Linked DNA regions of Mus musculus: region 2 is linked to region 1. The links are chromatin loops, found by intact Hi-C in ENCODE. Cell type or tissue: heart. All regions are shown on one strand.

What was found. Peaks named below come from ENCODE experiments on the same cell type or tissue, not always from the same donor. Only the 100,000 strongest peaks of a DNase experiment are listed, where the experiment ranks them.
Region 2: it touches region 1 in a loop (6-fold over the local background); 10 of 42 quality-filtered maps call a loop at or near these places.

The regions. Positions count from the first base shown.
Region 1 is chr1:126,407,048-126,415,047 of GRCm38, reverse strand. All of the region lies in intron 4 of Nckap5 (NCK-associated protein 5), which reads left to right. Among named protein-coding and RNA genes, the nearest start is that of Gm35562, 370 kb to the right of the region's middle. In heart, a CTCF peak has its summit at 6,953 (motif pointing right); a DNase peak (open chromatin) is centred at 3,437.
Region 2 is chr1:125,604,092-125,612,091 of GRCm38, reverse strand. No RefSeq gene overlaps it. Among named protein-coding and RNA genes, the nearest start is that of Slc35f5, 47 kb to the right of the region's middle. In heart, a CTCF peak has its summit at 4,470 (motif pointing left); a DNase peak (open chromatin) is centred at 4,481.

The DNA of each region.
Region 1 (8,000 bases):
AGTTTTGGGACCTTACTCTATGGTATCTATACTATTTCATATCAAAAATACAAAACCGTGTCTTCCTGGCTCCCAATTATTATCCAATTGAATAATCAACCCAGAGCAGTTAAGGAAGCGAGTCAGGTGCCCAGAAGTAGGTATTGCATCAAGGATCGCAAGTCTCCCAGGTCAGCATTGGATTGAGACTTCAGGGCTTCCTCCCACTATCTGCCCTCTTCTGGTGACCAGTTTTAGTGTTTGACAGTTGAAACAAGGCAACAATTTGAAGGAAGAACTTAAAAAAAAAACAAAAAAAAAAAAAAAAAAAAAACCTTGTGCTTGTGCATATAGGTGTGTGTTCACATGGGTCTGTGCGTTCATGTACCTGTATAGATGTGTGTTAACATGGGTCTGTGTGCTCATGTCCCTGTATAGGTGTTCACATTTGAAGGCAGGAGGTCAATGTCACATGTTGCTCCTCATGTGCTATTCACTTTATCTTTTCAGACAGCATGTCTTACTGGGCCAGACCTCACTGAATAGGCTAGGCTAGCTTGCCAGTGAACCCCAGGAATTGCAAGCACATCCTCACTAAATCCTACCACACATGACATTATTTTTTTTTAAGAATGAACTTGAGAAATTGTGCATGTGATCTCCCAGCCCCAAATATATATATATATTGCATTGCACACAACACTCAGTTGGACTCCTTAGGTTTTGAAGTTAGCACACTACAGATGTTTGAGAAGGATCATGTATAAATGATGGAGAGATCCGTCTCTGCTTCCAAAAGAAACTTTCCTTGTTTCTCCATAGTGGCGTTCTAACAAAGAGCCCTTTGAAAATCAACTTCTTGTGTGTGTGTGTGCGTGCGTGTGTTGGGGGGCGGTTGGAATCTCTGTCCTATCCTGCTGAGCCTCACTTCTTTTGCTTCTGTCTCCTTAGCCCAGTTGGAGCTTAAGGAAAGGTTCACCTGATGCGCACGTTTCTTCTTAACTGAGACAGGCTCATATTTAAGGTTCTTAAGTTTTGAGAGAATCCAAACTTATAAAACAGATAAATTACCTTGTCTAGAAATACCAGAAAAAGGTTTTTCGTCAGATTACAAGGCTGAGTGCAAACAATAGGTGATTTGAATTGGAATTCATCTGATGTAACACTGCTTGACAGAGAAAATAGAAGTTAAAGCTAAAAGGTTCAGGCAACTGAGAAAAGAAAGGGGAAGTTCCTTTGAAACCAGAATGCATGTCAATACGAAAGTGGAAGGCATCCGAATAAACAATAACCAGAGAGAAGCTCTGGTCCACTGCTTGCGGTCGGTCTTAAGAATATGTTCGATATCACTGTAAAAGTCCCCAAGAGAAGCCATGCACCTGAGAGCTTCATGTGAAGTGTTTGTCGCATGTGTTTGTATGTGTACAGGTGCTCTTGTGTATTCATAGGTGCACAGAGGTCAGCCTCAGCTCTCATTCCTCAGGTGCCATCCACCTTGTGTTTGAGACAGGGTCTTCCATTGGCCTGGTGCTCACTAGGAAAGCTACACTGGCTGGCCACATGCAGTGAGTCCCTGGGATCTGCCTGTCTGTCTGCCCAACATTGGGATTATAAACCTACCATCATGACCAGTTTTTATTTTAAATGTATGTTCTTGGGAGTAAAGTCAAGTCCTCATGCTTGCACAACAAATACTTTACCCACTGAGCTGTCCCCTCAGCCTGCAAAAGGTTTTAATCAGAAGTTTTATCACAGTCAAAATATAAGGTTGTCCTTAAGTAGTTTTGATCTGTAACCTTTCATGGTAATGAGGTCTAATTGTTAGGTTTTCCAAGATGCTCAAGGACCCCATCAAGTTAAATGTTTTTCCTTGGCTTCCTATGGGGCTTCTCCATTGCTTCTTGTAATGGGGAAGCCAAGAAATCTTGGATTCCTGTGAAGCCAGATAGAGTTTGGAGCCTTCAGTAAACATGACTTGGACTCTATATTCTGCTGTGTGTACAAACAGAGGTAGTAGAGTTCAAACACATACATGTACACACACACACACACACACACACACTAGCTATCCTGGCAGGAATGGGGCTGCTCTAAAACTGAACTGATGTCCATCTCTGTGGCTGTCAGAGTCCTGAAATTCAACCCCAAGGAACTGGATTATCCTCAGGAGGGGATGTTATGGAGTTATGGCAGCTTGTTAGAACCCCTTGTAGGAGAGACGAGCTGAGACAGTGCAACGTCAGTCATGGATGGGACCACATCTTGACTAGGATTGCTTAGCTGTGCAAACCTCTCAAACTCGTATTCTCTATGTATGTGTCTGTGTATGTATTATTTGCATCATTTACATGTGTTTATTTTTATATGTGTTTTAACCGCATGCATGTAAGGGCAATGTATGGTATGCCTGGTACCAAGGAGGCTGAAAGAGGGCATTGGATTCCCTGCAACTGGAGTTGTGATGGTTATGAGCCAAAATGGGTACTGGGAAACCAACCCCAGGCTTCTGAAAGAACAGTACTGCTCTTAGCCACTGAGCCATCTCTACAGCCCTGCACCCTGTGTTTAAACCTAGACCTTAAGTCAGGACTCCAGAGATGGACTCAGGAGGCCACTGGATCTCTTTGTTCTCCTTTTCCTAGGCCACACTTTGCAATGCTTCTATTCTGCTTTTCACTATGAACTGTGTGTTTAGCTGTATTGGGTATTGGGGTCAGGGGAACCTGTCAGGACTCAGAAGCAATTCTGATTTCAATTCATTAACCCTCCCACAGCCCCCTGAAAAGTTTCACAGCAAGTCTTTGAGCTTCACTTGGAGCAATAGACCTTTAATTCCTCCTTGGTATTAAAAGTGTTCATTGGATTTCTTTCCTCCCTCCCTCCCTCCCTCCCTCCCTCCCTCCCTCCCTCCCTCCCTCCCTCCCTCCCTCCTTCCCTCCCTCCCTCCCTCCCTCTTTCCTTCCCTCTTTCCCTCCCTCTCTCCTTCTCATCCCTCTTTTGCTTGAAGCTCCTTGAAACCTGGTATTCATGAAACAAAAAACAAAACAACAACTAAAACCAAACAAAACCAAGAACCAATGGTGTGGTGGACCATTTTCACACATTGTGTTCCCTCAGTAGAGATGGAGCTGTTATATGGTGGACTTCTCTGATATTTGTCCCCCCCACCCCCATGGTTGTGTAAATGTCACTCTGGTTCTCAACTGCCCTCACATTGTTTTTGTTGTGTGTTCTTTCTCTTGTAACCCCTCCCACCCCCACCCCGAGTTTGAGTGTACACATGCACATCTCAGGAGCTGGGATCACAGGCACCTGGTCACCACAGTGCCTTTTTGTTTCTGTTTCTGTTTTAAGCGTAGAATCCAGGGATGAAACTCAGGTCCTTGTGTTTGCACTGCCTGTACTTTCCCTTACTCACTGTGTCCCCAGTGTTCTGACTGTCATTGGTTAACCGCCATCGGGCCATGGCAGGAAGCCATTCCCTCACACAGCAAACATTACCATGGCTATTCCATGGCTTCTGCTGTTGAGACAAACACTTGCTTTACAGCCTCGTGGTTATTCTAATTATAGGAAATAATTTAAGGGTAGTCACACATGGCTCCAAAAGTTCTTACTTTCCTAGTGTCTGTCTAAGGCTATCTATCTTGAAGATATAAAGAGTAGAATGGAATATTTCTTAAATAAAAAGAGGACCACAGAAGTAAATTTAGTGCTTCCTTCAGAATAAGAATAACGTATATGTGATAGAGGCTACAATCTTGAGGATGTTAAAGAGAAATTTAGGATCTCTATAGATGACTTTTATTTTTATTTTCCTTTAAGATATATGTATGTCTCCTTTTTGTTGTTTGTTCTGTCTCTTGTGTCTAGTTCCCTGTGTTTCAATATACCCATGCACACTGCACAGGCATGCAAAACCAGAGGACAGATTTGGACACACACACACACACACACACACACACACACACACACACACACAGGCTTGTTGGTAAAGGGGTTGTCAGTACAAGGATGAAGACCTCAGAACCCATATTTAAACAACCAGACATGGTATCAGTGCTTATGAACCTAACCATGGTGAGGGTGAAACAGGACAGCTAGTCTAGCAAAATCAGTGAGCCCCGCATCAAAGCAAGAGGCCTTGTCATAACAAATTAGTTAAATTAAATTAAGAATAAGCTACATAGTAAGTTAAAATAAATTAGTTCATTTAAACTAAAAAATAAATTTGTTTAAACAAAAAAGAAGTCATGAATTTGAAGGAGAATAGGAGGTAGGGAAGGGTGTATGGATCAGAGAGCCTGGAGGAAGGGATGTGAAGGAAAGGGAGAAATGTTGTAATTAAATTATAATCTCCAAAAATAGCAGACATTTATGGTGGTCATTGCCTCACACACACCACATATAACTAACTAACTAAATAAATAAATAAATAAGTAACAAGTGACTGTTGAGTGTTCACCATTAAGTAGGGCACCCATGCCACCACCACCCCTAAACGCTAAGAGAATATCTCAGAAGTGGGGGTGGGGGTGGTGGTAAGCGCTAATGGGCAGGGAGGAGAGCCATGACCAGTTGTCTGTGGGCATGACTTGGCTGTAGTACTCACACAATTGAAATTTCTGCCAAGTACCTGCACAAGACAGAGTCTGTAAACATTCAGTTATCATTACAGATAGGCAAGGAGCTCATTGGGCATTGTACTCATAAGGGAGCTAAAGGCAGTCAAGGGCGAGAGAGCAGTCTGTGTCGTTATCTGTGTGGACAATGGTGACTTACTCAAGCTCCAGTAGACAGCTGCACACCTAGGCTTATAAGCGTGGTCCTTGTTAAACCCCATAGTCCACAAAATAAAAACCAAATCAAGACAAGAAGACATGGAAATGGGACGGACACTTGGTGGAAGGAAGATAGCGGAGATTGGACGGATGAATGTGATCAGAATGTATTCTAAATATGTATGAAAGTATCAAAGAATCAAATAACTAAATAAGATGCTGTAGCTTAATATACTGTGTTTATACTTCTGCTTTCAATACAGCAATTCCTTTTCAACCTACAAGACTATAGCTCTTGTAAATGTGGGTACAGTGCTTAAAAAACTCAAAATGTTTTCCTGTGCAGATCTTTAATCTAAAACTCGGCACTTTATGTGAATTTGAGATTCAGTAATTAAGTGAGTCTTAAAGAAATTAAAAACTCTCCATGAACAGTATTTCTTGGCTATGATAGAAATGACCTAACCACTTTCAAAATATCTCTTTCTGGCCCCTTTCTCACTGTGTGTGTTTGTCTGTGTGGTATATACAGGTGTGCCCCCGAGGGAGGGTGTCTTAGTCAGGGTTTCTATTCCTGCACAAACATCATGACTAAGAAACAAGTTGGGGAGGAAAGGGTTTATTCGGCTTACACTTCCATACTGCTGTTCATCACCAAGGAAGTCAGGACTGGAACTCAAGCAGGTCAGGGAGCAGGAGCTGATGCAGAGACCATGGAGGGATGTTCCTTACTGGCTTGCTTCCCCTGGCTTGCTCATCCTGCTCTCTTATAGAACCAAGACTACCAGCCCAGAGATGGTCCCACCCACAAGGGGCCTTTTCCCCCATGATCACTAATTGAGAAAATGCCTTACAGTTGGATCTCATGGAGGCATTTCCTCAACTGAAGCTCCTTTCTCCGTGATAACTCCAGCAGTGTCAAGTTGACACAAAACTAGCCAGTACAGAGGGTATGCCCGTCTTGTGTGTGAGTGTATATGGAGGCTGGAGATTGATGACAGGTTGTTTCCTCAACCACTTTCCACATTATTCTTCTAGATGAGGTCTTTGAGCATGGAGTTCATGGATACAGCTAACCTAGCAGTCAACATGCCCAAGGGCTCCATCTGTCTTTTTAACTAACTCAGCCATGCGGCTTTCCCAGTGCTGGAGTTACAGATCTGAGCCACAGCACACTGGATGTTTATGTTTATGGGTGGTGGGATCTGAACTCAGGTCCTCAGGCTTGTGCTGCAAGCGCTTTTACTGAGTGAGCCATCTTTCCTAACCTCACATCTGTTCTTGTAGGACATCCTTTCTGAAGAAATCGCTGGTTAAAATGAGGCCATGACTGCTGCGTGGCATGGTAGAGAAGGTTTTTATAGTGGATCTGAGGGAGAGTTCACAGAGGCATCTGGAAGAGGCCAGAGAGGGAGAGAAACTGGTAGACTAAGCATGGCCAAGAGAATGGGTCAGAACAGGAGAGGAGGTGCTGGGGTGGGGGCCACAAGAAAAAAGACCAAGAAAGAGAGGGGGAAGAGAGAGTGGGCATACAGTCCAAGAGCAAAGAGGACCAGGAGAGAGAAAGGGGGGGGAAGGAAGGGAGAGGGAAGGGGGAGGGAGGGAGAGGGAGGTGGAGGGAGAGGGAGATTGAGAGAAGAAGGAGGAGGAAGAGAAGGAGGAGCAGGAGGTGGAGGAGGAGGAGAGAAGAGAGAAGAGAGAAGAGAGAACAAACAGCAGTGGGGTGCATGGCCAAAATGTCAGGTTCTACAGGAATGAGAAGCTGGAAACTTTAGGGTAGGGGTCTGGGTGAGAAGGGCTGAGAGCCTAGAGGCCAGCATATGCTTTGGTGTGCTAATAGGCAGGCAGTTAGCCACTTGTCCCCAGTTTCTTCTGCACATGTGGGGGTAGAAAGCACACATATTTCCAAGTTGTGGAAGATAGGGTACAGGCTCTAAGGGTGAACTGTGAAAGAGGGAAGAAAGCGAGACCAAAAAGGATCAGGGATAACCTTGAGCCAAACTGCCACTTAGGGAAGAGAGGGACAAACACGAAGCCTCCTGGACCTAAACTTGTATTTCAACGTCTTACAGGAAGTTAGAAAACCTTATGTCTGCAGTTCATTGTCACTCAAAGGACAAGTTTAAGCACAGCTCTGAGTGGTAACAAATGGTTTGCCAGCTGAGGCATGGCTGACCCACACTTCTGACATCCGGACACTAGGTGGCGCATGTCTATCTTTGTATCTAAGGCAAATCTTACCATAACTGGCAAGAATTTCACCTTGTAGGATGAAGATAGTCTTTGCCAAAGCTGATGGGCAGATTGGGAAGAAGCTAAAGATTATGCTAGGAGTGTGTTGCTATGGGCAGAGTGTAAAGATGGTCTTAACTGTGTTGTTTGTAGGAGTGCTCTACTTGAATCTATTCTTAGATTAGGTTACTTCTCATAGGCAGCTAAGGTTAATCCTCACTACATGGTTGGCTCTGTTCACAGAGTTTGGGAAAGTATGATCTTGTTCAGAGACACACATGGAACTCCATGCATAAAATTCTAAACACAAAGAACAGTAGCAGCAAGATTCAATAACTTATGTTAGTTACTGCTCTTGCTGCCTAGACAAAATACCTGACAAGGGCTGCTGAAGAAAGGAAGGGTTTTGTTCCCAATTCTAAGAAGGGGCAAAGTGTCCACACTTTGGTTTTCGTTCTTCTTCAGTTTCATGTGTTTAGCAAATTGTATCTTATATATTGGATATTCTAAGTTTCTGGGCTAATATCCACTTATCAGTGAGTACATATTGTGTGAGTTCCTTTGCAATTGGGTTACCTCACTCAGGATGATGCCCTCCAGGTCCATCCATTTGCCTACGAATTTCATAAATTCATTCTTTTTAATAGTACTCCATTGTGTAAATGTACCACATTTTTTGTATCCATTCCTCTGTTGAGGGGCATCTGGGTTCTTTCCACCTTCTGGCTATTATAAATAAGGCTGCTATGAACATAGTGGAGCATGTGTCTTTCTTACTAGTTGGAACCTCTGGATATATGCCCAGGAGAGGTATTGCGGGATCCTCCGGTAGTAGTATGTCCAATTTTCTGAGGAACCTCCAGACTGATTTCCAGAGTGGATGTACAAGCTTGCAATCCCACCAACAATAGAGGAGTGTTCCTCTTTCTCCACATCCTCGCCAGCATCTGCTGTCACCTGAATTTTTGATCTTAGCCATTCTGACTGGTGTGAGGTGGAATCTCAGGG
Region 2 (8,000 bases), 800 kb after region 1:
GGCAGATGATTTTGAATTCTACGTGAAAGCTGGTTGAGAATACGCTGGCCTGAAGAGCCAGCTCGTATCCAGCATCCTCCACAGTTCCTACTGGATGGCTTTTGCTGTGCCGTGAGTTTCTTTTCCAAGGTAGTGTTGTATGGAAAAGCAAGCAGGCCTGCCTTCAAGTTTGTGCCTTGAATTCTGGCCTCGAGTCCTCACAACGATGGACTGTGGTCTGGAATTGCAAGCTGGAAGAGTCTCTTTTCCTCCTCTGAGCTGCATTTGCTCAGGTTGTTACTCACGGCACCATAGTGGAACCACAACAGATGCCAGGGCACTGCTTCGTGCCTCTGAGCTGCATTTGCTCAGGTTGTTACTCACGGCACCATAGTGGAACCACAACAGCACTGCTCCGTGCTTTCTTAGAGTCTGCCCATCTACTCTGTAGCCACGAGTCAGATTGAGCTAGCAGCCAAAGAATGCATACAGCCCTTGCCGCTCAGCTTCCCAGGAACTCCCTTCAAGTGCAGACCAAAGGCTGGCCCACTGTTCACCTTCTCATAGCACTGCCTAAGCCAATATCACTCTAAATCATCCTAGGGTATCAGCTATCAGGCCAGCCTGATGTCCAGTGGTGTTACTCAAGATGGCTTCTCCTTGGCTGTTTGCTCTGTCCTGCCCTACTTTGCTTGCAGAGTCCTCTGCTTCCTACCTAGTCCTCTCTCCCAGCCTGGTGCTCCATGCCCCTTGTGGCCCTGTGATGTGGTGTGTCCCCTCCCCACTTTGAAGGCACTGGCTTCTTATCATCCAGTCGTCTCTATGAATTAAATCCTGCACGTACGGGGAGACAAGTGCCCAGGATATACAAAGAAGTGCCACAACTCAACAACTAAAAGATAACTGAATTTAGGAATGATCAAAGAACTTCAGTCAGTGTTTCTCCTAGAATTACATAGAAATAGCCTATATGCTCAGGAAAAAAAAATACTTAGCATTCAGGGTCATTAGAGAAATGCAAACACAGACCTCAAGGCCCCTGACAGTAGATGGACCATCAGCCCTGAACTTTATGTCTAAAATAATTCCCTTGTAGTGAGAATGTCACAACAACAGCCACGGGCACAGGAACCTGGCTGGTCATATTGCATCTTAAGACAGAAGGTAGGTCTAGGCTATAAAACTCAAGTGACTCACTTCCTCCAGGAAGGTTCTACCACCTGAAGATTCTAGAGCCTTTCAGAGCAGTGTCACTACCTGGAGATGAGTGGTCAAATGCTGAGTATTATGGGAGACATGTCACATTCAGACATAATCACTGTCATATTAGCTGGGGTTCTAGAGGAACAGGACCAGTGGGGCCTGTCTGCTCACTTCCCCGATTGCTGAAGATGAAGGCTGAGTTCCATGATGAACTATGAGCAAACTGGAGATTCAGAGGCTGGAGTCAGCACAGTGTGAACTCCTGAGAGTCAGAGAGCTGATGGTGTGGGAACCTCTCCCGGGAATCAGGAAGCCCTTGCTCAAGGGGTCAAGCAGAACTAGCTCAAGCCCCCTCTGCTTTTAGACTCTATCTAAGCCTTCAATAAACTAGATGACCTCACATACCCTCGAGAATCCTTTATTCCTTCCATCCACTTATTCTGGTGTTCCCCTATCTGGGAACACCCTCACAGACACACCCAGAAAGGAACATTTAACCACCTATCTATGGATCTAGTGGCCCAATCAAGACAGCACTTAAAATTAAACCATCCTAGGCACAGAAGAACAACAGAAATCAAGAATCACAATGATATGCCACTTCAGCATGCTGGGATATCCTAATGAAAAATAAAGTCTGGCTGAGGAGATGGCTCAGTCAGTAACGTGCTTGCCTTGCATGCAGAAGACCTGAACTAAATCCACCAGAACTCACATTTTAAAAAAAGGCATGTCAGCTGAGGGGGTGGACACAGGAGGATTCCTGAGTCTTGCTGACTGGCTAGCCTAGACTATTAGGTAAGTCTAGAGTCAGTGAGAGATGCCTTCTCATAAGAATGAGGGGAATGTATGCCAGTGCCTGGCAAACACATAAGTGGATGCTCACAGTCATCTATTGGATGGAACTCAGGGCCCCCAATGGAGGAGCTAGAGAAAGTACCCAAGGAGCTAAAGGGATCTGCAACCCTATAGGTGGAACAGCAATATGAAATAATCAGTACCCCCAGTGTTGTGTCTCTAGTTGTGCATGTAGCAGAGGATGACCTAGTCGGCCATCAATGGGAGGAGATGCCCTTGGTCTTGTGAAGATTGTATGCCCCAGTACAGGGGAATGCCAGAGCCAGGAAGCAGGAGTAGGTGGGTGGGGGGAGGGTATAGGTGACTTTCGGGATAGCATTTGAAATGTAAATTAAGAAAATATCTAATAAAAATATTGTTAATACATGCTCCACTATGTTCATAGCAGCCTTATTTATAATAGCCAGAAGCTGGAAAGAACACAGATGCTCTTCAACAGAGGAATGGACACAAAAAAAATGTGGTACATTTACACAATGGATACTACTCAGCTATTAAAAGGAATGAATTTATGAAATTCCTAGGCAAATGGTTGGACCTGGAGGGCATCATCCTGAGTGAGGTAACACAATCACAAAAGAACTCAAATGATATGTTCTCACTGATAAGTGGATATTAGCCCAGAAACTTAGTATACCCAAGATATAAGACAATTTGCAAAACACATGAAACTGAAGAAGAACGAAGACCAAAGTGTGGACACTTTGCCTCTTCTTAGAATTGGAAACAATCACCCATGGAAGGAGTTACAGAGACAAAGTTTGGAGCTGAGACAAAAGGATGGACCATCTAGAGACTGTCATATCCAGGGATCCATCCCATAATCAGCTTCCAAACGCTGACACCATTGCATACACTCGCAAGCATTTGCTGAAAGGACCCTGATATAGCTGTCTCTTGTTAGACTAGGCTGGGGCCTAGCAAACACATACGTGGATGCTCACAGTCAGCTATTGGATGGATCACAGGGCCCCCAATGGAGGAGCTAGAGAAAGTACCCAAGGAGCTAAAGAGATCTGCAACCCTGTAGGTACAACAACATTATGAACTAACCAGTACCCCGGAGCTCTTGACTCTAGCTGCATATGTATCAAAAGATGGCCTAGTCGGCCATCACTGGAAAGAGAGGCCCATTGGATACGCAAACTTTATATGCCCCAGTACAGGGGAATGCCAGGGCCAAAAAGTGGGAATGGGTGGGTAGGGGAGTGGGGGGGAGAGTATGGGGGACTTTTGGGATAGCATTGGAAATGTAATTGAGGAAAATACGTAATAAAAAATATTTTTTAAAATGCTGTTAATAAAAAGCAAAACAAAAGAAACAAAAAAAGAATGAGGTGAATGCTACCTGAGGAATATGTGTGAGATTTCCCTTTGGCCTCCACACAGATCAGGGTTCTATGTGTGCTAAGCGAGCGAGCGTGCTACCACCTGAGCTTCATCCCTAACCATACAAATAAAATTTAAGGAAGAAAGAGTGTTATCCTCCCAGGAGTGAGATGCCAGTTTAAACTACTCCCAACTTCTGTAATTCCCTCTCAGAACGGCAAATGTTAAAAAGATTAGTGATACACATGTTTTCAGAGGTGTTGAGAAATAACTACCATGCATTATTACGGGTACAAAAGTGAAGGGACACACTCCCTCTAGAAATCACCTGGGCAGCAAACCACAACGTGCAGAGGCTGGCAGGGTGGCCCAGTGAGTATAAAGGCACTTGTTGCTAAACCTGAAAGACCTACTCGGTAGAAGGAAAGAACTGACTCTGAAAATTGACTTCTGATCTCCACATGGGTGTGTGTGTGTGTATGTGTGTGTGTGTGTGCGCGCACACACACACACACACACACACACCAGACTGGAGCAGCTGTTGCTCTTGCAGAGGACTTGGATTCAATTCCCAGCACCCACTTTGGGCTCCACACAACTGCCACTTCCTCTAGCTCCAGCGTTTTTTGATACTCTCTTCTGACTTTCGCAGGCAGATACACATACCTAAGCATTTTTTTTTATCTTAAAAGTTTTTAATAAGTAAAGATGTATAAAAATATGAAAAATGCAACAGGAAGGGTCCCAGGGTGACACAGTAGTCCTCCTTCCTGCCGTGGCCACCATGCACTTTTCTCTTCCTGGTTTTTCTCCTCACTTTCCTAATCGCCACTATATGCCTCAAGGGAAGTCAATAAACGGGCAATAATTCCCTTAAACTCTGTGAAATTAATTTCTTTTTGACTATCGGAATTGGCACTTCAGAAAAAACCTAGATGCCTTAATAATTAAAAAGAAACCTTAAAAGTTCCTCCTCTGAAGGTTCATGGCTATAAAAGTAATAAATGAAGCGCTCAAAATGCTGTGCTGTGGGTCGGGCTAATAATCCCAGCCTGCAGGATTCTGCAGTTTAGTCAACCATCAGCATCCGTGCTGCCATAGCGCCCCCTGCTGGCCAAAGGCAAGCAAGTTTTAGTGGGACTGTCAAGCCCTATGAAGAGGGCTGTCTTTTGCTAAAGATCTCAGTGTTCCCTCTCCAGCCTTGGAAAGGGGTGTGTGTGTGTGTGTGTGTGTGTGTGTGTGTGTGTGTGTGTGTGTGTGTGTGTAGAGCAAGCGCTCTTAGCTGCTAAGCCATCTTTCCAGTCCAGCCCTCCTCCAACTGACTTTCATGTTCCTTTTGTTGCTGCCGTGCCCCACTGCATTTAATTAGAGCTGACTGTGTGAGCATGGGTGGAAAGCTATTTGCTTGAGCAAGACCATCCTGTGACGTTCTTAATCTCAGCTGCTGGCATTTGCGCCCTTCGCTGCCCTGCTGCTTGGCTGTTTGTACCAGAATCCCTCCAGAAACCCACCTCTGTTCCTCTTGCAGTGTCCCCAGGCTGCTGCCCCTATAACCCACGGCCCTCAGTTCCTGCACTCTAAGTGACCAGCTGGGTCCTCAGTCACTACCCCATCTCAGCCACCATTTTCAGTCCCACTGATCTCACAATTCCAGGTCTTAAACTAAGATCTGTGGATGAGACAGTCTAAACACTATCCATCTGGCTGCCTATTCAAACTGCAGATTCCTGGGGCTTGTGAATAAGATCTTCTGAAGGGCTGGAGCCAACAATTAAAACTAGTGTGTGTGTGTGTGTGTGTGTGTGTGTGTGTGTGTGTGTGTGTGCTGTTTGTCTGTCTGTGTCTCTGTATCTCTGTCTCTTTTACGTGTGCGCGAACACACGCGCACACACACATTCCTTGGTTTTTTGGCCTGTTTTTTGTTGTTGTTGTTGTTGTTATTGTTTGTGTTGTTTTCAGTTTCTCCAGACCACATGATTTTCTGTAGAAAATTTCTGTGGCTTGTAACCCTGTGAATAATTAGTGTAAAACACTCATTCTTGCCTTCAAGGCTTTGGGCAAATTATTCAATATATTTTACATCCCCTTCCTCTTTGAAGACTGGCTATGTCTCCTGTCCCACTGAGGCCAGGTGTGGCCATGTCTGGCTTTGGCCACTGAGTTGTTGCTTGTATCAGTGATGCAGGCCACCTCTAGGAAGGCACTAGCACACTTGTCCCATACTGTACTTTCACAGTATTGATAGCATCTGAGACACAGCTGTTTCTTCAGGTTACGCAGGACAGACACCAGGGAACAGAGCTGCTGGCTGAACAGAAGAGAATGCAGTACGCAGGGTAATTCGAGAAAGAAACCAAGGTGCCACTGTAGCTTCAAAAAGCTTTTGATACTACATCTAAGTCTGCCTAGGCAAGCTGACACCAACACTCACAGTTTACAACACTAGTTTCTATTGCTTTCTACATCCATTATTTTTGTGTTGCTGTAAGAAAATACCAGACCAACAAAGAGGTTATCTTGGTTCCTAGTTTGAGGGCGCAATCCGCCATGGTGGGGTAGGCATGGTGGCAGGAGTGATGCGGCTGCTCACACTTCATCCACAGTCAGGAAGCAGAGGGGTGAACGCTTGTGCTTAGCTCACTTTCTTCTTCTATTCAGTTCAGAGTCCATGAATATGGTGCTGCCCAGAGCTGGGGTGATTCTCCCCACCTCAGTGCATACAAACTGGATCATTCCTCACAGGCACCCCCGAAGGTCCGTGGTTCCAAATCCTTTCAAGTTGACAGTCAGCTTTAACCTCCCCAGCTCCTAACACTTTGTTAATCTAGTTCCAAAACACCTTGCCCCTAGGATCTCACAGACCTGCCCAGTTTTACAAAATTGTTTGCTTTCTTCTCCCCTGGACTTCTCAAAAACCGACCTTCACCTTCAGTGTCTACTCAATGTCACCTTCTGGATTAATGGTTCTCCACCTGAGGGCTGCGGCCCCTTTGCAAGGGTGGCTGAGACCGTAAGAAAACACTGATTCCTAACAGAAGCAAAATTAGTTATGAAGTAGCAATGGGTATACTTTTATGCCTGAGGGCCACTCCAACACAAGGGACAGTATTACAGGGACACAGTATTAGGAAGGTTGAGAACCACTGTTCTTCATGCAGCCTTTCTTTCTTCACGATGGCTGAGAATGCCCCCTCTTCTCGATCATCTTCCAAGGCAACATCTGCAACCCATTCACTGTTGTTGTTTTCGTATGTTTTTGTACAACGTGCATCTCCAAGAGCATCCATCCCTTGACACTGAAGCATGTGCCATTCACTGAGGGACTCCCCGAAGCTTCTCTGATACGTGTTCCCCCTACACAGATGTGTTGGATTTAATTACCTTTCTCAACGCAAGAGCTGTTATTTAGTATACACATAATATTTGTACAGGTAGATTTCAAAGAACATTTACCAGAGCCATTGAGCAAGCAGAACTGAGAGGTGGGTAATGTTATTTATAATAGAAAAGATGCCTAGTGAGTCAGAGGTAACTCAAGGTTTCTGTCTATCTTTCTGTTTATCTCTCCCTGTGTGTCTCTCTCCCCTCCTTTCCCTAATTACACATGAGAGGTCATCTGCCAATAAATAAATAAATAAATAAATAACCTTCACCTTTATCTCTTGCTCTCCCGTGAATATTCCAAGTCGTCTTTAAGATTTAATTTTACGATTAATTGTGTGAGGCTATGTGTGTGGACGTGCTTATCGCAGCACACTTCTGACAGTCAGGGGACAGCCTGTGGGAGACTGTTTTCCTCTCGTGTGGGTCCTAAGAGCTCAAACTGAGGGAGGGCATCAGAGTTTGGTGGCAAGTACCTTTACCCACTGAGCCATCAATCCAGATTTAATGGGTACCAGTGGGAAACCCAGAGCAGAGGCTCATTCTGTGTGCTCCAGGATTGCCAATGACCTCTCTCTGGGCTCTGTATTATTTAAATTAGCCAGCCTTCTAGTTTAAGGGCAATGGGACAATGATTTTTCCATTTCTGACTGAATTATCTAGCCTATGTTTTTTACATTTAGGAAAAGGTACATCCCCACGTAACACTTCAGACTCAATTAATTCTAATTCCCGTTTCAAAACAAATGTGCACAGAATCCCAGCAGCAAAGGGAGCCTCATTCTCAATGACCGGTAGCTGGGACTTTTATAAAGCTCCCTTCTGCTTCTAACAACCCGATGCCCTCCCAGACATTTTGGCCTTAATTGGGAAGCTGCTTCAGCTGTTTTGAGTCGATTTGAAAAGGATCGGAGATGTTACTTTTGGACTGCTTACCAGTATTATGCTACATGGTATTTTACTGCAAACTGAAGATGCTTTGTACATATTAGGGGCTGAAAGTTGCTTTGCAGAGCACTCCACGCCTGCTGAGAGAGCTATAGAAATGGATTGTCTCTTCAGAGTCCTCATTATCTCAGGAGGAGAAGCATTCCTACTGTCAAAACCTCAAATGACACACACAACAGAAAGACATCCGGCTTTTTGTCAATCACTAAGTCAGCGTTTTTTCTAAGCCATGTTCTCTGGGATGGAAATATCTCTGCACAAGACAGCAAAAGAACAAGAGCTCGCTGATCAAATACATTTAA